Regions from separate parts of the Homo sapiens genome. Here region 2 is linked to region 1. Evidence: chromatin contacts called from ENCODE Hi-C data. All regions are on one chromosome and are shown on one strand. The core of a region is the stretch at or near the end of the contact, and the rest is flanking DNA. Distances in the headings are between cores, read along the strand shown.

What was found. A loop is a pair of places that touch in the nucleus more often than their neighbours do.
Region 2: a map with no recorded cell type shows a loop between it and region 1 (2.1-fold over the local background). The contact joins the enhancer-like site here to the promoter of TAAR6 in region 1. A Hi-C loop is called at or near these places in 1 of 37 single-sample maps with no recorded cell type.

Annotation. Positions count from the first base shown.
Region 1 is chr6:132,566,506-132,573,632 of GRCh38, forward strand. It overlaps TAAR6 (trace amine associated receptor 6), which reads left to right and starts at 3,817. Exons shown (of 1, transcript NM_175067.1): 1 at 3,817-4,854. The coding sequence starts at 3,817. The coding sequence ends at 4,854.
Region 2 is chr6:132,915,516-132,922,642 of GRCh38, forward strand. LOC105378008 (a long non-coding RNA gene) reads left to right here. Exons shown (of 8, transcript XR_001744346.1): 3 at 4,140-4,459; 4 at 5,426-5,643. Among named protein-coding and RNA genes, the nearest start is that of SNORA33, 100 kb to the left of the region's middle. Within about 2 kb of position 4,141, at least 4 of the 41 ENCODE cell types and tissues checked have a DNase peak (open chromatin) inside an H3K27ac peak, as active enhancers do.

The sequences.
Region 1 (7,127 bases), core at 2,567-5,066:
ATGCCATGCAATCCTACTTAGTAATAATAAGAAATGAACAACGAATATACCCAATAACATGAATGAATCTCCCAGATACTGAACTGAGTGAAAGAGCTGGTCACAGAGGAGTACATGCTGTGTGGTTCTCTTCACATGTGATTTTGAGAATGGGCAAAAATAATCTATAGCGATAGAAAGGAGATCAGTGCTTGCCCATGGCAGGAGAAAGGAAGTGGGGGTAAGATTGGCTGCAAAGGGCAATTAATGTGTCTAATCGCATCATCTTACACAGATAAAATTTGACATTGTAGTTTCTACAAAATCCTAATTAGTCTGCTTACCATAATTATAACATAATTGACATAGTTGTCAATTTGAGTTTAATAAATGAATAAAACTGATTCTTATACTTTGATCCACAGCACTCGACAATTACTTTTGTATACAAAGTTTCAGAGACTGTATTGTGTAATTTGTAAATCAGGAAATATTTAACTAAAGAAATATGCATAAAATTTATTTTAATATTTCAAAATACAAAGTAATATGGTTTTTAGGATTGTAGTTAGTGATAATTCGTATTCGTAAGAAAAATAAGTTTTGTTGGAATTATAATGGATAAGATATTCACAAATTTAAAATTATATAGATAAAATGTCCTAGAGATTTATGGTTGTTTTAGTATAATATTACATCAATGTATCACAATAAACTGGGTTTTGAAAATAAATAAATTAATTCAAAAACAAAAACAATAGAATCCAAGGATTCCAGTGCATGATTCATTTTCCAGTGGATCTAAGTGTCAGTGTGTTTTACAAATTTGTTTTGACAAAACACTTACCTAGAATTCTTTACTTTAATTACACTTGTATAAATTGATATAGCAAATAAACGAAAAAATGAAGAAAAATGACTGGACAAGTATGAGTTCTACCTCAGATATAAAACTAAGGTATTAAAAAAGGAAGATTTGCTAGAGCTCATTTGGAGGCTGTGATTGAAGAAAAAGTACTTTCATACTGTTTCTCACCCTACTCAAAGTATTCCACAAGCTGTTAATCTATATTTCTAAGAAATACTTGTCAAACACAAATGGATTATGGAATGAATCAACCTGAGCACTGACTCAGCTATGCACTAACTTGAAGAATTACTTAGACCATAACTTAGATAAATTGATTGCATATAATCAATGCCCACTTCTTTTCCTTTACAGTTGAACACTTCGACCCTGCTTTGTGTTTGGTTGCTTTTAGCCTCTAATCCAAAGAGACAAGAGTACAAAACATTTGTCTCCCCTTTCTCTTATTAACAAACTTCTGAGTTTGGGTACTGCAACAACAGGGCCTCATTATCACATCTTTCTCCCACCTTAGTCATAATGAAGAATGTTTCACACTCTGGATCACTGGGGAGATGGTTTACTTAGTGGACTTTTATTTTAGAAATGTCTTTAAGGAGTTCACAACCTGCAAACTAAAGAGCAAGTGTAGAAGTGAGACTGAAAACTTTAGCTGATGCAAGACACTCAAAAGTTTGCCTCCAAATTCTTCCCCGGGTGTTAGAATCATAAAACTCTGGGAAAGAGGATTTCTGCTTACTCTCGATCTTATCTGATCCAAATCCATTTATGATGATGGTTTTAGGAGCAAGATTGAAAGAGTTGTATATGTGCAATAATTTTAGAGGCCTTGAAAACACCCTCCAATTGACATCCCATGTCAGCACTGGACTAGGGCTCTTTATTCACTAATCCAGAACATTAAAGTATAAGTTAAAACAGAATCCTCTAGTACGTTTAAGTGGTACAATAAAAAAATAGAATATCTAAAATTCTATAAATATTAAAGTAGAATTTTTGTTTTCTCATGTTTTTAGGGACCCCTTTGTCTCATCTGCCTGTCATTGTGCTTACTGTAGACGCTATTGTCTTTCGTCTGTGTAGTACTTATCACAATTTGAAATTGTAAATCTGTCTTTCTATTTCCTTAAGTTTTGTTTTCCTCTTAAGATTATAAGCTTCGTGAGTATAGTGGTCATAACAGTTTTGTTCATTACTTGAATACACAGCTACTGGAATTCAATAAATATGTGTTGAATAGATGAATTAATAAATGAATATCAGAATGATGAAGGGATATAAAGTTATTTTTCTATTTGAAATCGAGGCATCACTTGACACTTTTTTATTGCCTAAGACAATTGTCTTAATGGAGGAAGGGGGTTGATTTTGTCCCTTGAGGAATTTGGCAATGTCTGGAGACGTTTTTGGTATCTCAACTAGAAGGATTTTACTGACATCTCGTAGCAGGGGTGCTGCTAAAAGCCACGTGATTAACAGAATAATTTATCATATCAAAGAGTTATCTGAATTCAAAAGTCCATTGTGCTCAAGTTGAGAAAGCCCCGCACGGGGTTTTGTCTATATAAGAAATTGACACCATTTCACAAAATCAGACATACAGAAAATATTAAGAAGCATCTGAAAACTACTTGGTTAAGAGTGTTAATTTTATTGAGTAGGAATCAGATAGCGAGATTGATTAATAATAATACTTATCACTCTTTATAACTTGAAAAGCAAGTTCACAAATGTCTCTAAAGTCACAGCCCTGTACTGGAAAGAGAGTTGAACCCTTCTTCAGGAAGACAATAATATAATAATAACAATATTTTCTTCACTCTGCAGTGTCTTTACATTCCAGGGTTGGGAACATTACTGAGGATTCTCTTCCCATTTTCCAGTTTCCTGTTCATTATTCTTATTTTTTTGACTGCTTTTAGCATCGGGAGCACAAAGGCCAGTCACCAGGAATTGCAAACAAATGCGTAGTCAGAGAGAGAGGGCTCACTGCCCATTTGTCATGTGGATGCAGACACATTGCAGATGTGTTCCCAGTAACAATGTCTTGAGAAGAGGACTGGTCTTTCCACCAGCATCTCAGAAATGCCGGTGTGTCTAAACAGCATGTCGTTCTTTAATGCTTTCATGCAATATATTTTATCAATCTCAAGTTCCCCTCACTATGTATTATAATAATTTCTGCTTGTTGGTAACCAATGCAGATGGAAAATTGATTCTTAACAGAAGAGAAAGAGCCAAGTATTGATGCTTACTATTTACACCCTATTGTATCTTTGTAACAAAAACCCGGGTGGCTAAGTTATGATTGGGAACAAGGGAATGGTTCAAGTCTATGCACTAAGGAAAAACAAATCTTTGGCCTAAAACAATAATGATAATAGAATTTAATATAGAGTAGAGACCTGTTTTGTAGAATAACTTTCCTAGTAATCACTGTTGAAAATAATCATACTAGTTCACACCGCGCACTACAGGGATTCCATCGAGGGATTTTCCCATTGAAGGCATTTATTTAGCTAAAAGGACTTCATCTTTAAGGCGGTAATGCAGGACAGATAACAGAGATAAAGATAACAGGAGGTGATCTTTCAGCTCCATAATTACATTCCATATCAGCGACTGTTGCACAGAGAAACTCAAAAGGTAAAAATAAAATATGAAAGGATATTTAAAATCAAAAGGAATTTTATCAAATTAAGAGCATGAGACATTTATCAGTTGAAACAATCTCCAATAATCTTGTGCAATATAATTTTTGTCAAATTTTATTTTGTCATAAACATTTGGGATTTATAATAAAAATGGAAACTTGAAAAATTATATTAGAGATAATATCTGATCATTTCCTCTGGCATCCTGGTGAATATGTGTTTTTTTCCGCAGGAGCACTGAAAATCAGGAACAATCCTGTATTTTTTGTGATAATCAACAAGGACAAAACTTCTCCATATGTAAATAACAGCGTTATGAGCAGCAATTCATCCCTGCTGGTGGCTGTGCAGCTGTGCTACGCGAACGTGAATGGGTCCTGTGTGAAAATCCCCTTCTCGCCGGGATCCCGGGTGATTCTGTACATAGTGTTTGGCTTTGGGGCTGTGCTGGCTGTGTTTGGAAACCTCCTGGTGATGATTTCAATCCTCCATTTCAAGCAGCTGCACTCTCCGACCAATTTTCTCGTTGCCTCTCTGGCCTGCGCTGATTTCTTGGTGGGTGTGACTGTGATGCCCTTCAGCATGGTCAGGACGGTGGAGAGCTGCTGGTATTTTGGGAGGAGTTTTTGTACTTTCCACACCTGCTGTGATGTGGCATTTTGTTACTCTTCTCTCTTTCACTTGTGCTTCATCTCCATCGACAGGTACATTGCGGTTACTGACCCCCTGGTCTATCCTACCAAGTTCACCGTATCTGTGTCAGGAATTTGCATCAGCGTGTCCTGGATCCTGCCCCTCATGTACAGCGGTGCTGTGTTCTACACAGGTGTCTATGACGATGGGCTGGAGGAATTATCTGATGCCCTAAACTGTATAGGAGGTTGTCAGACCGTTGTAAATCAAAACTGGGTGTTGACAGATTTTCTATCCTTCTTTATACCTACCTTTATTATGATAATTCTGTATGGTAACATATTTCTTGTGGCTAGACGACAGGCGAAAAAGATAGAAAATACTGGTAGCAAGACAGAATCATCCTCAGAGAGTTACAAAGCCAGAGTGGCCAGGAGAGAGAGAAAAGCAGCTAAAACCCTGGGGGTCACAGTGGTAGCATTTATGATTTCATGGTTACCATATAGCATTGATTCATTAATTGATGCCTTTATGGGCTTTATAACCCCTGCCTGTATTTATGAGATTTGCTGTTGGTGTGCTTATTATAACTCAGCCATGAATCCTTTGATTTATGCTTTATTTTACCCATGGTTTAGGAAAGCAATAAAAGTTATTGTAACTGGTCAGGTTTTAAAGAACAGTTCAGCAACCATGAATTTGTTTTCTGAACATATATAAGCAGTTGTATAGACGAAGTTCAGGATACCTTTAAAATTACCAAGCGAAATGAGTTTTTAAAAATCAAGTAAGACTATGAATGAATAGCAAATAAATTGCTCTTCAAATGAAAAACAAATCAATGTTTTTCAGTCTTGTTAAGATGTGCACTTTCCTGTCCCTTCTGCAAAAGTATTTACTTGGCTAACAAATGTTAAATTCCTATTTGTTAACTGCTTTAGAGCTCAGCATATCCCACTCCCTGCAGACACTTTTTGTCTTTTAATCCATTGACTCTTCCCTCTGCTCTGGTATTTTTCCTAAAAATATTTGTTTTTTTTTTTTTATTTATTCCCTTTCCTCTTTTCTTTACAAAGCTTTCTACTCTTTCCCAGCCTGCCAAAAATTTCATTTGTGAATAGCCTTTATCAAATTATTGGTTTCTTTTGCTTTGGTTATTTTACCACAGGAGTCCTTTTAGGTATTAATTTAATTTATTCAATCTTGGGAGAGATCTCAGGGTGTATGGGGCAATTTGCAAATGAAGACATCATCTTGACCAGGCTGTTGTAATTGTCAAACCAGTTACTGTCATTCTTGTAATTATTTCCTCCCCCAAAGTGGGAAGCAGAAGCCACTGTACTTCCCAGAATGATGTTAGGATGATTATTTGGCTGCTGTTCTTGCTATTGCACAAAACTGTTTAAAGAGTTGGTATGAATAGAGCCCTGTGTTACATTATTCAGTTCATACACATTGAATATTACTTGTTCCTTTAGGGAGGATATCTTTCAAGTGCAGTCTCTAGCTTTCTTTTCTTTTTTTTTCTATATTAAAACTTAATTACAGCAAGGAATTTGCAAGATTAGAAGCCATGTGGAATATACATCAATGAGAAGCATTCAGGTATTCATCCATGTTTTTTCCATTTACCAAACATGAAACCTGTGCCTATATTGTATGGAAATCAGTGCTAGATGCCTTAGACACAGGCATAACATCCCATTTTTGTCTTTAATAAGCTGTGACTCTGGCAAGAAGCAATGTTGGTCACTGAAAATTTTAAAAAGGGCGAACACTAGCTCAACCAGGTAATTAAGGTTCAATATCAGTAGTAGTAAGGCATGTGGCTATTGTGTGTTCTTGACATTATGTAATGAGAATGGCTTTTACCTCTATGTCCTTTCTTCCCCAAATCCATAACCCCCATGTAGTCATGAGAAAAATGTCAGACGAAACTTTATCGGGAATATTCTGCATAATATTTGATCAGTATTTCTCAAAACTGTCAGTCATCAAAAATAAAGTATGAGAAACTGTCATGATCTACAGGAAACTAAGAAGACATGACAACTAAACGTAGTATGGCATCCTAAATGGAAAGCTAGAAAGAAAAGGGACATTAGGGGAAGTGAGGAAATCCGAATAATGAATGGAAATTTTATTGCTATATTGATAACAATATTGGATCATTAGTTATCACAAATGTACTATATGAGTTTAAGATGTTAATGAGAAACTTCTTGCAAGGTATATAGGAATTCTCATTACTATCTTTGCAATTTTTCAGTAATTCTACAACTATTCTGAAATTAAAAGTTTATTCAAAAAATATAGAGTACACAATTCCTGCTTGATAAAGTTTCTAGCCTGTCTATGTGAAGACAGCAAAGCACTTATCCTTACAGTCATTCATTTATTCATTCTGAATATATCTTTGAAGACTGAGTGTGTACTAGACTCTTGGTTCAGTGTGATCAGGAATAGAAAACCAGGAACTTAGAATATTTTGTGGCAAAACCCAAAATACCAGTAATTAAGACTTGGAATGCATGGGAATTTAAGCTATAAAAGGCTGTGTTTAAGGAACACAGGAGAAAGGAGAATTCAGACCTGGATGGAAAATGAAGGAGATGTATTAAAGAAGTGGCATTCAAGTAGGGCCTTAAATTTTAAGAAGGATTTTTGTAGGAGGGAAAGGATGGGAAGCGATTTTCAGGCATGAGCAAAGAAACTGAGAAAGTGCAAAGTGTTTAGGGAATATGAAAATAAAACAACTAGGCTGGGCGTGGTGGGTCACGCCTGTAATCCCAGCACTTTGGGAGGCCAAGGCGGGTGGATCACAAGGTCAAAAGATCGAGAACAGCCTGGCTAACAGGGTGAAACCCCGTCTCTACTAAAAATACAAAAATTATCTGGATGTGGTGGCACGTGCCTGTAGTCCCAGCTTCTCGGGAGGCTGAGGCAGGAGAATCTCTTGAACCTGGGAGGTGGAGGTTGCAGTGAGCCGAGAT
Region 2 (7,127 bases), core at 2,891-5,390, 350 kb after region 1:
ACCTGTAAATACCTATCCTTTGCTCCCCAATTGTCCGATCTAATAAAGTTTCTTCTTATCATTTAAGACTCTGACCTAGCATCATCTTTTCTTAGAAGTGCTTTTAATCCATTTTATCTAGTACCATAGGTCAGTTTCAATTCCTCCTCTTTTCATGGCTCTGCAAATGGCTTCCCCCAAGTTATGCCACCTACTCAGAATTCCACAACACTGTTCTCTGTGCTTCTGTCTGTTCTAGCACCTTTCACATTGTGTTACTTATGTAAGAAAGTTTGGAATTAGGTTAGCATAAACAAATAAATATCATTTAATTTTAATAATTCTAACTGATTCTTCTGACTGCAGCGTGAATTGCTCAAGGACAGGGTTTGAGTATGTTTGCTTTTATACTCCCTACATGGACACCATCCTTGGTGCTTGGTATACATCTCACAAATGTTTGTTTAATCAATCCGTTTTGTATGTAAACATTCTAACTGAGCTTTAAATCTTTCCTGTTTTAGTGACAAGGATCTTCCGTAGTAATTTTCTACACAATAGTATTAAGATGTAGTCACATGAATAAATCCATGCCTAATTTTTTTTCTATTATAGATGCCATATCATATTCTGAGGACATAATGTCATCTAATGCTTACTGAATTCATACTAGGTGCCAAGCACTGTTCTCTGCACTTTAAATAAGTAACAACTTATTTACTCCTAATGACAACCCTGGAAATGGAATGGGTATTATCAGTTTCCTTATCTTGCTTGAGTACAAAATGGTTAAATAAATTGCTAAAAGTTAGTCATATAACTAGGTTTCAAACCCAAGCAGCCTAACTCTAATTCTATGCTTTCAACCACTATACGATGCTGTCTACTTTTTATTAAGCTTCAGAAAGTTAAATTATTCATTCCGTAACAGAGGGGAAAGGAGGAAGCTGAGAAATATTGGCATAGAATTTGAACTACTTAGAATTTTAAGGGTTGGTTGGTATGGTGTGGAAGGTGCAAAGTACCTTAGGAATCGTGCCAAAGCTTTGAACTTAAGCCTCTAGGTACAGTATATTAGACACATGATATTTTTGTCATCTGCTACCTTCAATAATAATTCATTTAATCCAGTGAAGGGTGGTAAACGCTTTGGAATACATACAAGATGCTGTGGTTGCCATGGGGTGAAGTAAGAAGATATAAAACAAATAATTAACTGTAGCCTGCAAATAGTTTTTCCACTGTGTACCTTCTATATGTTCTGCTGGTAAAATAACAACACCCATTCGAATAGCATGCTCACATGCATTGTTTCTTTGGATTCTTTCCACAACTCAGTAAGGTGTAATCAGTGCATTCATGATCCATGTCTTATAGATGCAAAGACTCAACTTGCCCAAAGTCATGAGTGGGGAAATGTGAAAATGAGTGAGGCATATGAATGAAATCATTTGTTCCTTTTCTCTGCCCTTTATCTTGCCTTTCATAATTATATTAGATAAGACAGTTTAATTGCAATTTATCCAATTGCAATTTATCTTAATCCTATTTATCTAATGTAAAACAATGTCAAAATTGGTCCAGTTTTTCATTAATGTTAAGAAAAGTGGGGCTGAGCAAGGTGGCTCACGCTTGTAATCCCAGTGCTTTGGGAGGCCGAGGCAGGTGGATGACTTGAGGTCTGGAGTTCGAGACTAGCCTGGCGAGCATGGTGAAACAATTAGTCAGGCATGGTGGCAGGTGCCTGTAATCCCAGCTACTTGGGAGGCTGAGACAGGAGAATCGCTTGAACCCAGGAAGTGGAGGTTGCAGTGAGCCAAGATTGCAGCACCTCATTCCAGCCTGGGAGACAGAGCTAGACTCCATCTCAAAAAAAATAAATAAATAATAAAAAAGTGATTGGTTGAGAAACCATTTCTGAAATGTTGTAATTGATGTACAGACCATCTCTACAGTCTCCTAATTTTGGGGAGATTTTAATTGCTGATCTTACCTTCCACTGTTACAACTCTTCTCTGTTCTATGAGCTTCCACCACCCACATTCCTATCTGGTGAGAGCCTAGAAGAACCAAATATAATGGTTCCCAGAAATCTGGGTGATGGTGTTAGTGATAGTGACCCATGTTTCTCCAACAATAACAATAACTTCATATCTGTTACCATGTTGGATTATTACCACAACCTCTTGAATTATGTGTGGTAGATATTAATGTCTCAGATTTATAGATGAAGAATTGGCACATAGGTAGGGTAAGTGATTCTGTGTTCTTTTGAAAGTTTTCTCATAGGTTTTACCATATATGTTTCTGTGAATTCAAGTCTACTGTGAAACGTACCTTTGCAAACCCACTCCTTCCCATTCTCCCCCATGTAAATAAATAGCACCTTCATCTAGCAGTTGCTTGAGTAAGAAACTTATGAGGTTTCCTTGAATTCTCTCTCTTCTTTCTCCCTACACCAAATCCATCAGCAAGTCCTGATTACTTTATTTCAAAAACGCAACCAGAATCTGTCCACTTCTTTTCATTGCAGGTATTTTTATCTATGTCATTTAGGACTAGCTCAGCCAGGACCTAGAACAGTATCTGGTATGTCATTAAGTCCTCAATAAATATTTGTAAAATGAATATTTCCACTATGATACTAGCAGTGATATTAAAAATATTTAGAAATATATATGGCAGGAACTTGGACCATCAGCAGGACTTCTGAAGTTCTTAAAGTTTCGTGCTCTGCCGGGTGCTAACACTTTGATCCCTGGGTCCTGAGGCAGTTTGGAAGTTCTGGGGGAAAGGATAAGATGGCTGAGACATCACTTAGGTATTACCTTTTCTCAAGTGTTAGGAGATACTTAATTTCTGTTAATGTGCTTATGAATTGAATGTCACAACAGAAAAAGGATTGTGTGTTCCTACATTTGGGAGATGAAGCCAACAATAGTTCACTAAATTTGAAGTATTTTTATAATTATGAACATATTAGGAAAGAAGCTAAAATACTTCTGTTATAATAAAGGCAAACTTTTACCCAAGCCAGGCAGTTTGGGAAATGCTGCTGAAAATGTATCCTCTCTCCAAGAAAAGTAACTTGAGTACTCATCTAATGACATTAAAAAAATTCCAACAGCCAATAATCACCTTGTAGCAATAGTATATAAGTGTGTATTTACCTGAGTAGTAACCAATTCTGATAAAGACTCCCTAGCCTACAAAAAAGATATTGATGTACAAAGACTAGGAATATAAATGCTTCATTAAAATAAAGAAGGAAACAGGAAGTCTGGTAAATTTTTGATACTATTTTAATTTTTAATCTATTTTATAAATTCTAAGTAGTGTCAGACAAGAGTGCATTATTGCTTCATAATTCAGTAGCTTTGTGATCTGTAGGCTGTTTACTACATCAGAAAAAAAAAGGATGGACAAGCAGAAAATCCTGTGAATCCTGAATTCTTATATTAATGTGAAAATATTACTACTCTGCTATTTGACTTGTCCTCGAATCCTTGGATTATTAATCAGTTTGAGAGGGTCCAGAGAGAGAGCCTTTCCTGTTGCAGATTTGCTTTGTCTGTTTCCGTCATCTGTATCAGATAGGAGTTAAGTTAGAAGTGAAACATGACATTCTGACAGTGAATCCAGCAGACAGATTCTTGGCTGCATTCTCTGCTACACTTGAACTTCTGCTAAGCATGTGATGAAAGAGTGTTTTCGACTGCACCAGCTGTGGAGAGGTTAATAAAACAAAAGAGGGGAAACAAAAGTGCTCACAGCAGAAAGCTTCTGGCTTTGCTGATTTTTCTGGTTACAAACAATATGTCAGAGAGCTGTAACTGCTGTGTTGGTTTGGGCTTTAAGCCATTTAAGACAAGTTGAGCTTCTGAATTAAAAGTTTAAAGAGAATAAATAAGCAGCACATCAGATGCAATGTTATGTATTTTGGTGCTGGAAATGGAAAGCTCTTACTTTGCCATAGACACTTGGAAATTAGGAAACTGGTGTGTATTTTGCTGGCATCCTTGATAGTTTCTCCCGTAAACAGAAACCTGCATAGGCTTTCAGATGTTTGAGATATGCAGAAGCAAAAGTGCTCTTGGCTTAGTGGACTGCAAGTAGTCTCTTATGCTCTCTCTCTCTCTTCCTGTGTCCAACTCCTCCAGCAAAGGACCATGGAATGTGGAACCTTGCCCAGCCTGCTGCTCAGGAGGCGATTGCTCAAGGCTGTCTTATGCAGAGGAGGTCAACAGTTGACCCATGAACCATTTAAACTGGAAGGAAGAATTAACCAATACCCTGAGAGATTGACTACAACTACTTTTTCCTGAAAGTTAGAGTGCAGAGTACAGGAGAGGAAGGCCATTTACTAATTTTCCTGCTTCCTTCACCAGTCCTCTACCTCTCCATACCTAAGGTCCTTCACTCAATATACTCAAGTCTTCTCTGCTATGTCTGCATTCCCACATGCCACGGCATATAAAAGGTAGGATAAGGAGTTCCATCACTTCACACAAGCATCTACCAGGAGGAGGAAAATAAAAACATTTTACCATCAACTTCGCCACTTGCTGTGAAACCGAAGGCTTGTTATATAAGCGTTTGGGGACATAATGAATGTGACTTACATATGTCATCTGGGAGACATGGTGTTTATATTTCTTGAGTTGAATTGGGGCAGAAAAATAATGGGCATCTAAAATGCTCAATAATTGAGAGAAACTTTAAAAGTTATTCCTCACCCTAGTTTGTCTAATATCTATCTTTATCATCTTATTTGTCAGTTCCTTGGGAAATTAAGAAATTTAGAAATTTCTACTGAAATAAAATGGATTGTTTTGGAGACTGTTTCTGAATAGTTGCAGAACTCCCCCAAAGTCCCAACACAAGTCTCATTCCTCGTTTCCTCCTGACCCCCAGTATTCTAGCTGATTCAAGTTCATGCCCACATCTTCTCTTCAGACGTGCAGTTCCTCAGAGAGTCTTCTTTGTGGCTCCTAGACTTATTATGTCAAGTACTGGAGCACCATGAACTTGCTAAGGAGCAAATGCACACGTGTTCTACACCAGAAGACAGTCAGATGCACTGATGTCTTGATTTATTGGGTTTGTAAATTTGGGTGTGATTAAGCACAGCACTGAGGAATCTGTCCTTTTAGACTGCGTTTACTGCAGGATAATGAATGTGATTTGATTTACACAAATGTGATCTGCGGAAAGGTTTGTTTAGGAGTACTCTAAGTCACAAACTGAGGTATATACTTCATATAAAGCATTAGTGAGGTCAAGGGAATAGTTGGGCAAAAGTGGGGAAGGTGTTGAGTTGGTTGGAACACTATGTGAGAAGCTAAGTTTCCCCAAATTTTGTTCAACATAAGCATACAATTATCAAATACCAATTTGATATCAAGACAATACTAATTTTTACTTCTTCTTTTCTCTCTGCCGCTAGCCTGTGAAGAAAAAACCAACACCTAGAATTTTTTCCATCCCTCACCTTTCCTTTGAGAACTCAACAACCCAAGCAACATGAACCTTTTCCCAAATACCATTTAGGAGAAGTCACTGGCAGTTTAAGAAACAGATTTTTTTAAAAAGTTCCAGGGTGAGACATCTTCCAACATAAACTTTAAATATCATTCTTAGCATCAAAGCAACAATATATTTAGTGTGAGTACTTATTTTTAATAAACTTGATTTTTTAGAGTTTATTTAAAAAATTTTTAGAATTTTATTTATTTTTGTGGTGTATATACTACATGTATGTATTTATGAGGTACTTAAGATGTTTTGATACAGGCATGCAATATGAAAAAAGCACATCATGGAGAATGGGGTATCCATCTCCTCAAGCATTTATCCTTTGAGTTACAAACAATCCAGTTAGGCTATTTATTTCAAAATGTATAATTAAGTTCTTAGTGAACTATAGTCACCCTATTGTGCTATCAAATTGTAGGTCTTATTCATCCTTTTTTTTTTTTTTTTTGAGATGGAGTCTTGCTCCATTGCCCAGGCTGGAGTGCAATGGCACGATCTTGGCTTACTGCAACCTCCTCCCTTGTTCAAGCGATTCTCCTGCCTCAGCCTCCAGAGAAGCTGGAATTATAGGTGTGCACCACCATCCCTGGCTAATTTTTGTATTTTTAGTAGAGACGAGGTTTCACCATGTTGGCAAGGCTGGTCTCGAACTCCTGACTTTAAGTGAGCCACCTGCCTCAGCCTCCCAAAGTGCTAGGATTACAGGTGTGAGCCAGTATGCCCAGCCCTTATTCATTCTTTCTATTTTCTTTTTTGTACCCATTAAGCATCCCCACCTCCCTGCCGGCCCTTCATTACCCTTCCTAGACTCTGGTAACCATCCTTCTACTCCTCTATGTTCATGAGTTCAGTTGTTTTGATTTTTGGATCCCACAAATAAGTGAGAACATGTGATGTTTGTCTTTCTGTGCCTGGCTTATTATCCTTAACATAATGATCTCCAGGACCATTGCAAATGACTGCATTTCATTCTCTTTTTATGGCTGAATAGTACTCCATTGTGTATAGGGATTACATTTTCTTTATCCATTCATCTGTTGATGGACACTTAGGTTGCTTCCAAATCTTAGCTATTGCAAACAGTGCACGACAAACATAGGAGTGCAGATATCTCTTCCATATCCTGATTTCCTTTTTTTGGGGTATACAACCAGCAGTGGGATTGCTGGATCATATGATAGCTCAATCTTTAGTTTTTTGAGGAACCTCCAAATTGTTCTCCATTGTGGTTGTACTAATTTACATTCCCACCAACAGTGTATGAGGGTTCCCTTTTCTCCACATCCTTGCTAGCATTTGTTGTTCCCTGTCTTTTGGATATAAGCTGAACCTTAGTTTTTAATCTCTAAAATAGAACTAAGAGTGTTTAGGTAAATACAAAAATTCGATATGTGTCTAAAATAAAGATACCTAGCAGAGAATATGCAAAAAATTAAAGTTTTGCCTCCTCTTATATAAGAAATATAATTAACACTTACTAAATTTGATAGTAGAGGTGAATGTAAATTGATTCCATAAAATAACCTTTACAAACATAATATAACCAACCAGTAAAATTGGCTTTGAGGAGACATTTGGCTTCTAATTCAGAGAATACTTCATCTTCGTATTTT